Linked DNA regions of Mus musculus: region 2 is linked to region 1. The links are chromatin loops, found by intact Hi-C in ENCODE. Cell type or tissue: gastrocnemius. All regions are shown on one strand. Each heading gives the region's core, and the rest is flanking DNA. Links, peaks and the distances in the headings are about the cores only.

Region 1 (7,956 bases), core at 2,094-6,093:
CGGTCAGTAGTCAGGCAGCAGGCAGCACTAATAAGGCTCAGTGGATTGAGGAAGGTATGAAAGTGGGTGAAGAGAGGCTGGAGAGATGGCTCAGCAGTTAAGAGCACTGGCTGGTCTTCCAAGGGACCTGGGTTCAATTCCCAGTACCCACACAGCAGCACACAAGTGTCTGTAACTCCAGTTCCAGGGGATCTGATACCCTTACACAAAGACATACATGCAGGCAAAATACCAATACACATAAAATAAATTAAGAAAGGGGGGACATGTTAAGGAGGTGCTATGGGAAAGGGATGTAGATATGTTCAAGACACAGTATATACATATATAAAATGAATAAAAGAATAAATACAAGGCCTTATACAGAACATTTGTCATACCCCTTCCCCACCAAGGCTCATTGTAGAGAAGAAGGCAGAAACTCCACTTTTTTTTTTTTTTTTTGGTTTTTCAAGACAGGGTTTCTCTGTATAGCCCTAGCTGTCCTGGAACTCACTTTGTAGACCAGGCTGGCCTCTAACTCAAAATCTGCCTGCCTCTGCCTCCCAAGTGCTGGGATTAAAGGCATGTGCTACCATGCCCCTCGAAACTCCACATCTTATATGATATTACAAGCACTTGACTATTCTTTTATAACCTTTTGTTTTTTTTTTCTTTTTTTGTTGTTTTTGTTTTGTTTTGTTTTGTTTTGTTTCAAGGCAACAATCTCGTCGTATAACCCTGGCTGGCCTTGAGCTTGCTATATAATCCAGACTGTCCTCAAACTCTCAGAGATGTACCTCCCTCAACCACACAAGTACTGAGATTAGATTGAAGTTTACCAGCATGTCTGGCTGCCTTTATAGATCCTTGAACAGTTTATTTAGCAGTGACAGGCACCTCCATCACCACAGCTTCTCTGAAGACACTTGAATGGATTCAGGTGATCCACCGAGGGAATCTTCCGGATTCCCTTTTTTTAAGAAACAGGGAGGGTGTGGGTGGGAAGTGTTGTTTGTTTGCTTATTTGAGACAGGGTTTCTCTGTGTAGCCCTGACTGTTCTGGAACTCAAAGATCCACCAGCCACTTCCTCCTGAGTGCAGGGATTAAAGGCATGCTCGGCCACTGCCCAGCCAGGCTCTTTCATTTAGAGCAAACAGTCAGGGATACTGGACAAAGCCAACAGACGGTGGCTAAGGACTATCATGAAAAGATCAGTAAAAGCCAAAAAAGGCAATCTTAAGAAGGAATACAGAGCTAGAGAGATGGCTCAGTGGTTAAGAGCACTGATTGCTCTTCCAGAGGTCCCAGTTTTAATTCCCAGCAACCACATGGTGGCTCACAGCCATCTGTAATGGAATCAGATGCCTTCTTCTGGTATGTCTGAAGACAGTGACAGTGTACTCACACACATAAAAAAGGAATACAAATGGCCCATAGATACATAAAGGATGGATGCTCTTCTGGGACGAGCACATCTGTGATACAGAAGCAGAGAGGTCAGGGCCAGCCTGGCTATACAGTGAGACTCAAAACACTAGAGTGTATGGTGGGGTGGTGCTGGAGAGATGGCTCAGAGCTTAAGAGCCCTGGCTGCTCTTGCAGAAGACCTGATTCAGATCCCAGCATCCACATGGTGGCTTACAACTGTCTATAACTCCACTTAAAGAGCATCTGATTCCCTCTTCTGGCCTCTGTGGACACTGTGAGCACATGGGCACTATGGTGCACAGTATACATATACAGTCAAAATACCCACATACATAAAATAAAAATTTTTAGAAAAATTTAAACCACAAAAAGACCAAAAAGCGGTTTACACTTGTGATCTCAATTCTTGAGAAACTGGCAAATGAAAGTCTGAAGCCAGCTTTGGCTACACAGTGAGTTCCAGAGAGTTTGAGCTTTTAAATTAAAGAAAATAAATAGACACTAATTCCCAAAACATGGCTTTTCATTTATTTAAGTACATGAACACAGCAGTAATTGCCAACTCCCACACACAGCAATTACTCTGTGTGGGACCCTATTGGGATCTGTTCCAAGGACTTTACATGTGCTAACTTAATCCTAGCAATATCATATATAGTAAGCACCAACGTTCCAACTTTAAAAGCAGGTTGAGAAGTTAAGAGTCTCATCATGCAACTAATCAGAGACAGAGGATTCAAATCTAAGACCTGTGGCTCCAGTCTGAGCTTCTAACCAAGATGCACATGGCACTTGTGCTGCACAAACACACAAGAATAGCACTAAAGAAAGACAGACAGAAAGAGCGAGAGGGCGAGTGTGGGTGGGGGAGGATCAGAAGTTCAAGGTCATCCTGGCTACACAGCAAGTTTGAGGTTAGCCTGAACTATGTATGAGACCCTGGAAAGGAAGGAGATCAAAGGTGGATCAAGGGAAAGAACAAGAGTGGGGGCGGGGTGAGAAGGACCTTTTCTTACATATATTTCTGTGGTTTTGGGTTTGTATGTGTGCATGTCTGTGTGCATGTTCATGTAGGAGAGTATGCCCATGGGTGTGCATGTCTGTGGAGGCCAAAGGTCAACATCAGGTGTCATTCCCAGGTAGCCATCTACAAGCCATCTGTTTCTTCTAGTCAGGGTCTCTCCTTGACTGAAGTTCACAGAGTAGGCTAGACTGGCTGACCAGTGAAGCTTAGGAAGCCTCCTGTCTCCATCTCCCAGCACCAGGGTTTCGAGTGTCCTGCCATCAGGCTTGGGTTTTATACACGTGGGTCCTCAGCTTGCCGAGCAAGTATTGTACTGACTGAGCCATCTCCCCAGCCCTTCTGGTGATATTTTAAACATTAATGGAAATGTTACCTAACACTCCTATAATAAAAATTACAGAGGAGAGGAGGGGAGGGGAGGGGAGGGAAGGGGAGGGGAGGGGAGGTACTAAGTGTAGTCAGAAGTGGAGCATGTAAATTTCGTCTGGCATCCACTACTCCTGCAAGCTGCTTGCTCTCTCTGGCCCCTGTTTACAGTCTGTAGAGTGGGTGATTACAGCCACCTGGCTCAGTCTGAGGTAGAGTAGGAGGTGTGTAAGGACAGTGTGAAAGTATTCATAACCCACAGAAGATGGTAGCAGCACTGTGCCCAAGCAGCTCAAAAGAAGAATGCATTAACACACTGTCAAAGTGGATGCTACAGAGCCACAGACTTCACCCCACAACTCCAAACCAGTGCCAAGGATGGAAAATCTAGGGCTCTTTTCCGCTCGGTGAGACCAGCTGTCTTCTGGGGCTAGAGTGGCCGCCGGGCTGTGCTCAGGCAGAAAAGATCTTTAGAGTCTTTTTTCCCCAGAGTGTCTGGTAGAATGGTCCCCACTAGGGCCTCTGCAAGGCTACATGGGAAGTGGAGTCTTCTCCTGGAGAGAAAGAGCAGCACTAATCACATGGTGAGCAGGCCTCTAACCTCATAAACACTCTCCGGAGAAGCCCAGCTACCTCCAATTACAACAGCCTCTCCACTGTTCAAACAAACCAGCTGCATGACTCACTCCTCAAAGCAGGGAGGGGGTAAACACATAGCTAAGGGCTTAATAGATCAAGAGGCTCAGAAAGTGGTGATAGGAGATAAATAGGGAGGCCCCAAGGAGATAAACAGGGGGGCCCCAGGGGTTCTCACACCACAGGCTTATTGAATGGGAACAGATCCATGGGAACAGCCTGTCTCCCTAGAACCCACTCTCCAGGTTTCTAGGGAGCCACTAATACTAAGAGTGGGGAGGTCCAGGGTAGAAAGCCAGGGTCAAAAAGGGAAGGGAAATAGAAATGGTCTCTGTGCTGAAAACCTTTGAGTCACCTTCACCATGTACCCAACTTCTGGAAGCATATGTAGGCTTACAAACTGCTGCTGTAGTGACCACCTTAGTCACTGCCAGCCCTGTTTGTGGCTGGCGAAGCTTATACCCATCTGAAAAAGGACAATGGCTATCTTCTTATAACACTGGCTCCTGAGAGAGGCCAGCATGAGGGAAGCCCCATGAAGTCACAGAAGAGGATGGGATGGAATGGGATGGCTAGGTGCCCACAGTCTCCGAGGGAAGACTGGGCATGCAGGCTTGGTGTGCCTGGTCCTCCAGGAGACAAAGAATCTCCTGCCCCTTTTCCTCTTCCTCACAGCTAAACTAAAAAACACAGTTTACCTTTAATCTGGAAGCTTATCCATAGCACGGACTGGACAAGCATCACACTAGGGGAAATAAAGTAAGAGGAGACTCAGAGCAACACCCTAGATGGGGCACCCATTTCTCATAATCTGGAGCCCTGCACTGGGGCCTGGCTGTGAGAGTATATACACGGGGGTGGGAGGGGGTGGGCTCCCAAAAGCTACACCAGCTGTTGACCTAGTCTCCGAACAGGTCTCCCACTTGCCTCAAGCCCAGAGGGCTAGAGAAAGGGAACCCCCCCTCTCCCCGCGACCAGATACAATGAAGGGCTGAAGCTTCTCTAGTCTCAGACACTCTGCCTTTGATTGGGTTTTCCTGGTCTCATACTCTTTCGTTTATTACCTCCACCCTATTCTACCACTCCACAGTCTCCTCTGCCTCTGCCCAGGCTTAAATCTGGGCCAACAGTCTTCCTGGCACACATCCATTCCTCCAACTAAGACTGCCCACCCCTAAGAAACAGGTGTTTCACAAGACTGCACGGTGACCCAAAGAGGCACATGCCATAATTACCAACAGGCGGGGAGGCTCGTCCCACCCAATCTGAGCACAGGTCCTGGAACCGAAACCATCCGGTACACACCTCCCTCCACCCTCGAGAAATATGGGCAATGTTAGTGCCACATGCCTAATGATTAAGTAATCTTCCTCCTTTATGCCCTCCCTTCCCTCTCCAGGCAAGAAAGCCAAGCTCTCCCTGAATACCTGGCAGCCTTGGAGACCTCACTGAAAAGTCAGAGCTGGCAATAAAAGGGGTAGGGGCAATGGTGTGAAGATAAACTTACTGGATGAGTCTGGGGCAGGGATTGAAACAATAGTTTCCAAACCTGAAAGATTCCTCCACCCAAGAGTTTCTTCCCCACCCAGGTGTCACGGAGACAGGCCTTCAATCATATTAGAATTCATTTCATTGGAGTAATCACCAATGATCAAGGAGCGCTCTTATTTTGTGTGTATCTTAGGCTGGCTTCAGACTCACTATGTAGCCAAGGATGAATTAATCAGCTTGCTTCTTTCTACCTCCCATGCTACGTTTACGTGGTTCAAGGAATTGAACCCAGAAACTTCACGCATGCTAGGTGAACACTCGAACAACAAAGCTATGTCTCCAGCCCCTCAATCCTCTTTGAAAATATTCAGTTCCTGGGCTGGAGAGATGGCGCCGAGGTTAAGAGCACTGACTACTCTTCCAGAGGTCCTGAGTTCAATTCCCAGCAACCACATGGTGGCTCACAACCATCTGTAATGGGATCTGATGTCCTCTTCTGGTGTGTCTGAAGCTACAGTGTACTCATAAATGAAATAAATAAATCTTTAAAAAAAAAAAAGGAAGAAAATATTCAATTCCATTCCCAGGTATTTCACTCCCAAGTAAAAAGGAAACATAAGTCCACATCAACTTATAAAACTTCATACCAGTAATATTTACAACAGCCAAAGAGTAGAAACAACTCAAAGGTCCATCAGTTATTCCATGATGAACATATTTCTATGATAATATAGTTAGATATGGACTATCATTCAGTTCTAAAAAACAAAGGCAGTGATGGTACACGCCTTTAATCCCAGTGCTCGGGAGGCAGTTTTGAGTTCAGAAGTGAGCCTGGTATACACAGCAAGTTCCAGGACAGCTTGCGCTGTTGCACAGAGAAATCCATCTTGAAAAACTCAAAACCAAAATAAATAAATAAAACAAATGTAGAACTAACATGTTACATGTGTATGAGCCTTTAAAGCAGCATGCAACTTGAAAGCAGCCAGTCAGGAGGACCATGAAACACATGACTATACCTACAAGAAGGGTCCATATGAATAGGTGAAATACAGACAAAGCAGACAGGTAGCTGCCTGGGCTTGGGAGACTGAGGAGGATGGGAAGTGACTGCCAATGGATGAGATTTCTCTGTGAAGTGAGCAAAAGGTTCTAAAATTGCCTCAGTGATGACCACGTAACTCTGAATACACTAAAGAAAACCACAGAATTATATACCTTAAACTGGTGCATCATGTAGCACAGTTATTTAATAAGGCTTATAAAAATGGTTGAAACTCATGGCAAACTTATAATAAATCACATCCCAATTCTTAAAGTATTTATCTTTGTTTCATGTACATAAATATTTTATCTACATGTACATCTATGTAACGCATGAGTGCCTGGTGCCCAGAGGCCAGAAGGTGTCAGATCACCTGGAACTTGGGTTACAGATGTTTGAGTTCTGCCATGTGGGTACTGGAAATCAAACCACGACTTCTAGCAGAGCAGCCAGTGCTCTTAACCGAGACATCTCTTTAGCCTCTTTCAGCTCAATTTTTAACTAAAGAAAAAGTAGCCTCAGGCATAAGCTACTTCAGTTTCTGTTACAGTTACAGGAAACATCTGATCCACAGGAAAAACAAAGGCTCAGCCTATAGCAGATAAAACAAATTCCAAACCTACTATCATGTTTACCAAGAAGAAGAAAGGAGGGAGAGGAGAGAGAAGAGGAGGAGGGGAAAAAAAGCCATACGAGGTAGTATATATTGTTAACCCCATTACTTGGGAAGTAGAGGCAGGAGATCTCTGTGAGTTCAAGACTAGTCTGATCTACATAGCAAGTTCTAGGACAGCCAGGGATACACAGAGATATCTGTCTCTAAACAGAAAGAAAAAAAGAAAAAGAAGGAGAGGGAAGGGAAGGGAAGGGAAGGGAAGGGAAGGGAAGGGAAGGGAAGGGAAGGGAAGGGAAAGGAGAGAGGAGAGGAAAGAGAAGAGAGGTGAGAGGGGGAAGGGGAGGAGGAAAGAGAGGGGAGGGGAGAAGAGGAGGAGAGAGAGAGGAAGGAAGGGAAGGGAGGGAGGGAAGGTTGGAAAAAACCATAGTATATAAGGATAAGGGTAACATTGAATGATGCAGAGAGCCCAGAGTCTGCCATGCTTTGGCTTCAAGAAAAAGAGAGCTCTTGCTTTTGCTCTTTCTCCTTCCTTCCTGCTTCCTCTCTCCCCACTCCCCCCCCCCCCCCCCGCGCATGCTCTTGGCCCTTGGCTGGCCTGTACCCCCCCTTTCTCTGCCTCTATTATCCTCTTAATTCCCTCCATGCCCTGAATAAACTCTATTCTACACAAGGGAAGGGAAGGGGAGGAGAGGGGAGGGGAGGGGAGGGGAGTGGAGCAGAGGGGGGGTCCATTAACCCTCAACGTCACTGTGAAAGCTCAGCCCTGTTGACTAGCAAAGATCACTCAGCAATCCATCCTGGATCTCCCCACGGTGCCCCACTGGCAGATATTACAGGTCCTGTAATATCAGGGAAAGAGGAATAAGCAAATAAGAATAAACAAATGCCAATATGAGAAGGAATAAAAATTGACCAAAGTCAGGACAGGCGTAGTGACACATGCTTACAATCCTTGCATTTTGGAGACTGAGGCAGGAGGATCACAGCAAATCTGAGGCCATTCTGGGCTACATGAGCTCTAGGCTAGCCTTGGTACAATGTGAGACATTGCCTCAGGTGGGGTGGGGGTAGGTAGAGATAAAGACCAGGCAGTGGGTAAAGTGCTTGCTATAAAGCATGATGATAACAGAGTATAGATCCCCAGAGACTGAGAAAGACATCCTGATGTCAGCATCTGCCCTCTACATATAACCGTACTGACACACAGCATCCTCAGTTTTCCTCCACCCTAGGCTTGGGTGCCCAGATCCAGTTAGGACAATCCAGAGTACACCAGTGGCAAACAGAGAATAAAACTAACATCTGAGCACTAACCCCGTGCCAAACACTGTGTTTAATGTTGCCTGCATATTATCTTACTTAAT
Region 2 (4,000 bases), core at 1-4,000, 85 kb after region 1:
TAGTGCACGTGTGCGCGTGCGCGCACACACACACACACACACACACACACACACACACACACACACTTTTCTACCTACAAGCTCTCTGTCAATCAGCAGCCCCCTTTGTGTACCTGCAGTGGTAAAGTAGAAAGAAAAAGGAGGGTGGGCTGAGCTCATCTTAATGATCTCTTCATGGCCATCATGGGACTCCACCAGTTCTGAAGCCAGAGAATGACCTGAGGAGTGGCCAGACACCATGGCATAGGTCTTTCTGCCTGCCTGCCAAAGAGACAGAGAGAAGTCTCAGAAACCACACAGCAACGAGGATCTCCTGCCCTGACCCACACCTCGAAACCTACAAGAAGCTTCAGTTTGACTCCTTTCCCCTCCAAGAGCAGCCACACAGCAACAAGGACACAGGACAAGGAACGTTAGTAGAAAACTTGGGATATCTTTCATTTTAGTGGGAGGAGGGGGTGTCTCCCACTTCCCAAAGCAGGAGGCTGAGCTAGCTGGGTGTGTCTGAAAGGAGATGCTCTTGGGCTTGCAGCAACAGAGGTGGCTCCAGGCAACACTAAGGTGAGGTACCAGCAGCAAGAAAGAACTGGCTGAGAGGAGGCCTTGCCCCCAACAGACACCATGATACCTTCTGGGCTATGTGCTCAAGTTCATCTCCTGTCAGTTCACTCTGGAGAGTCAGCCTGAGAATGTCCACGCTGCCCTAGTAATGACAACAACAGCAACAGTGACCCCTTACCTTTCAAGCCCACAACAACGACCAGCCAGAGTGTCCTCTCCAGCAGGCCTGTCTCTCCCTATTCAAAGACAGCCCCAGAGAAGCATTCTCAGATCACCCAATGTCAGGTCACCCTGGATATTAGGTCTCTAGCAGGCCTCTGTCCACACACCTGAGAATGACTATACAAGCCTATGGCTCCATGTAGCTCCTGGGACATACCTTGATGCTCAGATCACAGGAACACAAGGCACAAATTACTCTTCCTCAGACATTGGAGAAATTATCCCTGGACTGCTAGCTCCAAGTCAGTAGTCTTTTTGTTTGGTGCCTGGCCTCATGTTGCCCAAGACAGCCCTGAACTGCTGATTTTCCTGTCCCGCTTGGCCAGTGCTGAGACTGCACGTGTACACTAACATACTTGGCTCCTAACACCAGAGTTTCTACTCCTGACAACAGCTAGCAAGTGTTTGAAACCTAGGATAACCCCTAGAACCAAACAATAATATACCTAAATTCCAAGTTGGGAATGGACACACAGACACACACACACACACACACACACACACCTAGGATTTTAGCATTTAACAGGCTGAGGCAGGAAGATCATCGATTCAAGGCCAGCCTGGAGTAACACAAGTGAGACGTGTTCAAAAAGACACAACAAGCCAATAGCAAACAAAGAAACAAAAGCCTGAATCCAACTGAGCCTCTATTAGGAATATGGAAGTTGTTTAAATTACAGAAGGCAAAATAATGGGTATGACTCTGAGATTGCCTAATTTCACAGGATAAAGGAGAGTTTCTTTCCTAACTCACAGAAGAGTAAACACCTGTAGGGACACTGAGACCTCAGAGAGGAAAACAAACACGAGAGAAAAGCAGGCTAGGGATTTAGGATGCACAGAGGGACTGAGACATTCTGAGCCTCAATTCCAATGGGAAAAAAAACTAAGGGCTTGAACTGTCAAAGTGTGACGGCGTGAGCATCAGACGTGGTAGTGAGAGCGTGGGAGGAAGACATGGAACCCAGACTGCTTGTCCATGGTAGCGCTCTACCACTTGACTGCACCCCAAACCTCAGAAGATGGGTGTGCTTGGCATCCAGGGATGAAAGCATCCTTGAACTAATGTCGGTGGCACAGCAAGTAGATCTACATAGAAAGTTCCAGGCCACAACCACAAAGCTAGCTGGAGTGAGACACTATCTCAAAATCAATAAAATAAATAAATAAATAAATAAATAAATAAATAAATAAATAAATAAAAAAGGTATTTTGAAAAGAGAGAAACAGATTGGCAAACCGAGTAAGATTAACCAGCATGGCTTTTGTCCCTGAGCATGGTGACCTAACTCAATCCCCATGATCTCTGCAGTAAAAGGAGAGAACCAATTCCTGCAAACTCTCCTCTGACCACCATGCATCAGCATACTCTCCCTTACAATCACTCTAAAACCAAAAAACATTAGCAGAGTAGATTAGTGTGTGTGTGTGTCTGCACTTGAGTAGATGTGTGTGCGTGTATATATATATATATATGTGTGTATGCATTTGAGTAATTACAGTGTGTGTGTGTGTGTGTGTGTGTGTGTGTGTGTGTGTGTGTGTGTGTATACATTTGAAAGCTCAAGGTCAATGTCAGGTAATTTCCTCAACTGTTGCCCACCCCTGGTGTTTGGCACAGTCTCACTATGTAGCCCCAGCTGTCCTGAAACTCACTATTTAGAGCAGTCTGTCCTTGAAGTCCTGAGTCCCCCTTATTTTTTGAGACAAAGGGAACTCAGTGACCCTGGAGCTCACCAATTTGGCTAGGTTGAAAAGCCAGCAAAGCACCTCCAAATCTCCTGTCCCCAGACTCTAGCACTGAGATTTCAGGCATGGACTGCCATCAAGAATCAAACTCGGGGTCTCCTGACTGCATGGCAAGCAGGTCTCCCATGCTCCAGGAGAGACTTTTTGTTTGTTTTAATTTTTAAAAAAATTTTTTGTTTGTTTGTTTTGTTTTTTGAAACAGGGTTTCTCTGTGTCGCCCTGGCTATCCTGGAACTCACTTTGTAGACCAGGTTGGCCTCGAACTCAGAAATCTGCCTGCCTCTGCCTCCCGAGTGCTGGGATTAAAGGCGTGCACCACCACGCCCGGCCAATTTTTTTTTTTTAATTTTATGTGTATGAGTGGTTTTCTTGCACATGAGCATGTGTACCATCTGAGTGCAGTGGCCTTGGAGGCCAGAAGAGGGCATCAAATCACTTGGAATTGAAGTTACGGACAGTTGTGAGTCACCATGTGGGTACTGGGAACCAAATCCAGGTCCTCTGCAAGAGCAGCCAGTGCTCTTCAACTCTAGCATCTCTCCAGCCTCCCTGCCACAGGTTTTCTAAAGTGACACATTCTCACCAACAATGATAACCATGAGAGGCAGCACATATTCTGATTAGCATTAGCATATGATCAGCTGATTATCATTTCACACTATTCACATACATACAATTTTATCTGTCTTTTAGAAAAACATAGAATGTCAGATGTGGCAGCACTTGCCTTTTTGAGACAAATTCTTATTATGTAGCCTAGAACTTGTTGTGCAGACCAGGCTGGCCTTGAACTCACAGAGAGTGGCCTGTCTTTGTGCTGGGATTAGAGGAACGCACCACCATCTCAGTCAAGAAAATTAAGACAATTCTTTGATATACATTCATCTTACCAGTTAGTAAAGAGAAAGGCAGACTTGTAAACTGCAATGGCTGGTTTTAGTTGTCAGCTTGACACAATCTAGAACCCCCGGGAAAGGATAACAATGAGAAATTGTCTAGATTAAATGGTGGCATACACCTGTACTCAAAGAGTTCAGGATTCAGAGGCAGGAGAATTGGAGGCCAGCCTGGTCTACAAGTACAGAACCACTTGGTAGAATGTTTGACAAGGATGGGTGAAGTCCCAGGTTCAGTTCTCAGCATTACATAAACCCTGGCATGGTGAAGCATACCTGCAATCCTCGCACCTGAGTAGCAGAGGCAGGAGGATTGTAAGTTTGAGTCTGGGCTATACAGTAAAATCTTGCTTCAAAGCCATCTCCCAACTGCAAGATAATGAAACAAATATTTCTAAAAATCCCTGTAGCTATCAAAAGAATAAAGTAATACTATGAACAACTCTGAGCATAAATTTGATCACTTAGATTAAATGAACCAATTCCTAAAAATGAGAGAGAAAACAACAAATTAAAACCTCTACCACTATGAGCCACTGAATCCAAAATGAATGTGAGACTATAGCTCCTGA

The links. Hi-C counts contacts between places; a loop is a spot of excess contacts. Peaks named below come from ENCODE experiments on the same cell type or tissue, not always from the same donor. Only the 100,000 strongest peaks of a DNase experiment are listed, where the experiment ranks them.
Region 2: it touches region 1 in a loop (5-fold over the local background); 19 of 42 quality-filtered maps call a loop at or near these places.

What each region holds. Positions count from the first base shown.
Region 1 is chr3:94,645,941-94,653,896 of GRCm38, forward strand. All of the region lies in intron 1 of Tuft1 (tuftelin 1), which reads right to left. Among named protein-coding and RNA genes, the nearest start is that of Tuft1, 9.0 kb to the right of the region's middle. In gastrocnemius, for the core only: no CTCF peak of the experiment used is centred there; a DNase peak (open chromatin) is centred at 4,590.
Region 2 is chr3:94,732,801-94,736,800 of GRCm38, forward strand. It overlaps the pseudogene Gm15264. Among named protein-coding and RNA genes, the nearest start is that of Gm52626, 23 kb to the right of the region's middle. In gastrocnemius, for the core only: no CTCF peak of the experiment used is centred there; no DNase peak of the experiment used is centred there.